2 separate regions of the Mus musculus genome follow, and region 1 is linked to region 2. Evidence: chromatin loops called from intact Hi-C (ENCODE). Cell type or tissue: gastrocnemius. All regions are shown on one strand.

Region 1 (2,500 bases), 77 kb before region 2:
TCTTAACCACTGAGCCATCTCTCCAGTCCCAAGTAACCAAGTAAGAGTTTTTGGGTTTTTTTGTTTTTTGTTTTTTGTTTTTTTTTTTTGGTGGTTTTTTTTTGTTTGTTTGTTTGTTTGTTTTTGGTTTTTTGAGACAGGGTCTCTCTGTATAGCCCTGGCTGTCCTGGAACTCACTTTGTAGACCAGCCTGGCCTCGAACTCAGAAATCTGTCTGCCTCTGCTGCCTCCCGAGTGCTGGGATTAAAGGCGTGCGCCACCACACCTGGCATGTAAGAGTTTCTTGCTGAGTGTGGTGACACATACCTTTAGTCCCAACCCACGGTGGGGGGGGTGGGGGGGCAGAGGCAGGCTCGCCTGTTCTACATAGTGAGACCCTGTGTCCTGAATAAAGGAATAAGTCAGCGTAAGATGAATTGCTTCAATTGAAACGGTATTTTTTCCATTTGAGTGTTATGGAGAAAAAAAGAAGTACACACATGAGAATTTGTGATAGTCAGCAATTAGGTTTATATTGCTTTTTTTGGACTAACAAATGAAATATATATATATTTTGGGGCCCTTAGGAAGATTTCAAGTAAAGGTTTAGAGAATTTCTTTTTTACTTAAAGCAGCCAATGTCAAAAATTAAAGATAGAGGGTTGTTTTGTTTTGAGGAGGGGCTATTGGGTATGGGATCTAGGCCCTTTGTCCTGCTCTCCACTAAGCTCCACCCTCTAGCTGTATGTACTCTTAAGAGGGATGCCTCTTATGTAAGCCCAGGTGAGGGGCTGCGTTGCCTTACATGAATTACTTGAGCCTCTCCAGGGTTCAGAAAACAGCATCAAAGAAAATGTGCTGAGCAAAAACTATAATCATGACTGTGGGCCTTTCTAGCCATTAGGTGATGTTTCTAGTTTGTAATTCCCTACTGTTCATGGTGGAATCCAGTAGAAGTCAGATAATGGTATTATCCACTAGGGTTTCTGCTTCCTTGAAGTATGGTATCCAGATTTTCCTGGAAGTTATCTTCAGAACTGGTAGTCAGTGGCCAGACCCGAGGGACAGCAACTCCTCACCTCCCGCCCCCACGCCCAGAGTGTTCGTGCATGCTCCGCTTCATGCAGTGTAGGGCTGTTGAAAGGTGGAGTGTGTTTAGTAGAGTATTCTGGTGAGGATGGACGGACGGACTGCAGGTTTTCCCTTCCCATCCATGGCAACCTGCAGGGGTCACTGTGTGGCCTTCTTTAGCAGATGTTCTGTTTTGGCCACTGCAGGCCTTGCTTGCCACACAACCTTGTGTCTTAAGGCTGTGGGGCATGGCTGGGCTGGGAGTGGTGTGAGTTAAGGCAGGAAAGATGGGAGCCCAGTTCCAACTTCGATGAGCCAGGGGCAGGTGCATTCCTAGCTGGTTTCCCAGAAACGATGTCAAATCTAGAATTTTAGTAACGCTTAAAAGAAGTGTTTGTGTATGTGTGTGTGCATCTGTCTGACTGTCTGTCTGTCTGTCTGTCTGTCTGTCTGTCTTTTGGTGGTTTTCTGGCCAGAAGAATAGGTCTTCAGTTTGGGGCTTAGATGCTGAGCTTACTGGGGTTTGCTCTGCCCCTGGAGAAAAGAACCTGGAGCCCGTGGCTGAGTTTTGTTTGAGAAGCTAGGAACTGTGTTTGTATCTTGAACCAGCCTGAACTGGAATTATCCGGTTTGAGTTGGCTGTTTGCCACCTCCTGAAAGCTTCCTTGTTTTGCCAGCCTTTGCCTTGTTTGTGGCGTTGCTGGGTGCAGTGGGCAGAAACTGCTGCTGGGACTGTCCAGCCTGGTAGCATGGGTGTGCTCTTGGGGGCGGTGTCCACCAAGCCCAGAGGCGGGGCCGCTGGCCGGCTGCTGTCATAAGTCCTCTTGTCCTCCGCCTCTGCTGTAGTCCACCGTCCTCCTGTCTCTGCCTTTTCCATCGAGCAGGTGACCAGAGCTCCCTGGAGCTGCTTTTAGCCTTGCCAGGCTTTCTGTTCTTTCCCTTGGACTGTGCCAGGGTTGGTTTTGGTTAGGTTGAAAGTAATTGAAACAGGTTATGGTAAATCTGTGCTTGATGGAGTGTGGATTTTTTTTTTTTTTTTTTTTTGGTTTTCCTAGACAGGGTTTCTCTGTATAGCCCTGGCTGTCCTGGAACTCACTCTGTAGACCAGGCTGGCCTCGAACTCAGAAATCCGCCTGCCTCTGCCTCCCAAGTGCTGGGACTAAAGGCGTGCGCCACCACGCCCGGCTCTGGAGTGTGGATTTTAACTTTGATGAAATGTTTGTTTGTTTTCGAAGCAGGGTCTCACTGTGTAGCCCTGGCTGCTTTGGAATTTACTATGTAGACCAGGCTGACCTTCGAACTCAGAGGCGCACCTTTCTCTCCCTCCAGGTGCTGGGATTAAAGGTGCTGCCCTGTCTCCTTTGTTCTGTTTTTATACAAGTTTCTCAAGTAGCCCGGGCTGGCTTCCACTTTCTGGAGGTTCTAGAAATTCTGAGGACTTATGACAGCA
Region 2 (2,500 bases):
GGTATCTCAAATAAGTGGAGAGAGAAAGAAAGGAAGAGTCACAGGCAGAGGCGGTGAGGACAGCAGGCTAACACTGCCCCCTAGGGGCACAGGACAAAATGAGCTTGTTTTGTCCCAAGTGACCTGGAGACCAGGTGGAATGGAAGGCAGCAAAGCTCCGGGATGAAAACTACTATAACGTTTACTAGTTTGTTTAATGACCACGATATTTACTTATTTAGGGTGTTTGTGGGGGGATAGAATCTTGCTACTTCTCCCTGGCTGGCCAAATTTCATGACCTAAACCAGACTGGTCTCATTCTTGGACAATTCTGCCGCCATCTTTCAAGCACTGGGACTACTCTCAGGTTGGCACGCTTGGCTGTGGCTTTTTTGTTGTTGTTGCTGTTGTTGTTGTTGTGTTTTGTTTTGTTTTTTGAGACAGGGTTTCTCTGTGTAGCCCTGGCTGTCCTGGAACTCACTCTGCAGACCAGACTGGCCTCGAACTCACAGAGATCCTCCTGCCTCTGCCTCTCAAGTACTGGCAAATTCTATCAACAGGACACAGATGTCTACTGTGACCTACCAGACCTGGTGTGATGAAACACCTCTACCCCTCTCCTCTCTCCACTTTGTTATCTGTGCGCTTACTGCCTGTTTCCCCAACTAGAAGGTCATCTCACATCAGACTGTGTGAGACCTCAAGGGCTTTCCTTAGCCTCCTTGGGCTTTCATTCTCTATTCCGTAAAATAGGTACAAGATAGTGCTTCCACTGGGGGCCGAATACAGCCCAGCAGTAGAGTGCTTACCTAGTATAGTAATAAAAAATCATTTAAAGAATGTCTCTTAGTGACGCACGCCTTTACTTTAATCCCAGCACTTGGAAGGCAGAAGAAGGCAGAGCTCTGAGTTCGAGGCCAGCCTGGTCTACAGTCTGAGTTCCAAGACAGGGAGGGCTGCACAGAGAAACTCCGTCTTGAAACAAACAAACAAAAAATTTGAAAAAGGATTCTAGAATCCTGGCACAGGCAGGGAAGAAGCCGAGGGGCTGGCCGTTATCTCAGGCCAAGGAGAGAGATCATGTAATATAAAAGACTCATGCCCACTGGGAAAGCGGGGTACGCCCTGCCCTCTCCTCTTGGGCATCCCTGAGTTAAAGAAAAGAGGTGAGAGGGATACTTGCGGAGAAGCCTGGAGCTGGACATCTCCCTCCGACCAGGAGGTGTCGCTCTACCATCAGCCGGACTGTGGTTTCCAAAAGCAAAGCCTTTGCTCTGTTCATTCCAGCTTGGAATAATGAGGGTGGATACCAAGTATGGTGACTTTACTGATTCTAGCCACTTGGTGAAGGTTCAAGGCTCAGGCACTGCTCTTGTTCTCAGTACAGGCAGCTGTCGTTGTAGGTATAAGCTAGAGGCTGTGTGGGTAGCATGCCACTCAAGACACCCTAACTCTCTCTCTCTCTCTCTCTCTCTCTCACACACACACACACACACACACACACACACACACACACGGGGTCACTGCCAGAGCTTGGCAGTACCTTCACCAATAGCCTCTCCTGGGATCTCTTCAGCAATTGCAATTCTGCCTTATGGTGCCAAGCCTCAGCGTCTCCTTGGGATCCCTTCAGCCCTGGGCCTTCTACTGCAGTAGGCTGCACCTTCATCAGTGGCTTTTCTGCACTTCTCTCCAGGAACCCCAGTCACACAGTGCCAGGTCTAGATGCTCTCCATGACCCCTCCATGCCTTCAAAACCCGCTGACACACGGGATACGCTTACACATTACAAAGTTTGGCTGCCAGTGCAAGGGAGAGCTTTGGTCCCTTCTGGACCACAGGTTCAGGATGCTGACCCAGAAGATTTCATCTCAACGATGCTGATGCTGGTCTCTCCTAAATTACAGCAGACTTCTTCAGCCCCGGCTGACCAGTGTTAATTGTTCCAGCAGAGCAAAGGTTTCAAGTAGTCATTTGTTTTGTTTTGAGACAGTCTCACTATGTAGCCCTGGCTATCTTGGAACTCACAGAGATCTACCTGTTTCTGCCTCCCAAGTGCTGGGATTTAAGGGGTACATCAACACACCCAGAATTTTAGTGACTCATTTTGTTTTGTTTTGTTCGAGACAGGGTTTCTCTGTATAGCTCTGGCTGTCCTGAAACTCACTTTCTAGACCAGGCTGGCCTCAAACTCAGAAATCTGCCTGCCTCTGCCTCCCAAGTGCTGGGATTAAAGGTGTGTGCCACCACGCCCGGCCATTTTAGTGGTTCTTAATTCAAGATATCGAATGGCCCTGATAGGGTCTTTAAGGGACTCACAGAATTTCCCTCTGAAACTTTACAAGTTAGGTGTCCATCATTTGTAATCTATCTCCGCATTACTCGAGCATCTTCAAGGCTCCCACAGAATAGCCCTCTGAGGGTCCAGCATTTCATGGCTCTTACAGCCTAAACTTCAGGTGCCTCCACAATCCTCCCAAAACCACGGAATCAGATTTACCACACCGGACACAGTACCAA

Evidence for each region. Peaks named below come from ENCODE experiments on the same cell type or tissue, not always from the same donor. Only the 100,000 strongest peaks of a DNase experiment are listed, where the experiment ranks them.
Region 1: a loop joins it to region 2, with 2.1 times the contacts of the local background. A loop is called at or near these places in 5 of 42 quality-filtered maps.

What each region holds. Positions count from the first base shown.
Region 1 is chr4:141,505,826-141,508,325 of GRCm38, reverse strand. All of the region lies in intron 3 of Spen (spen family transcription repressor), which reads left to right. Among named protein-coding and RNA genes, the nearest start is that of Gm4123, 28 kb to the left of the region's middle. In gastrocnemius, CTCF peaks have their summits at 1,210 (motif pointing right) and 1,808; DNase peaks (open chromatin) are centred at 1,199 and 1,750; H3K4me3 peaks cover 552 bases; H3K27ac peaks cover 1,988 bases.
Region 2 is chr4:141,428,755-141,431,254 of GRCm38, reverse strand. No RefSeq gene overlaps it. Among named protein-coding and RNA genes, the nearest start is that of Srarp, 6.1 kb to the left of the region's middle. In gastrocnemius, a CTCF peak has its summit at 1,189 (motif pointing right); a DNase peak (open chromatin) is centred at 78; H3K27ac peaks cover 75 bases.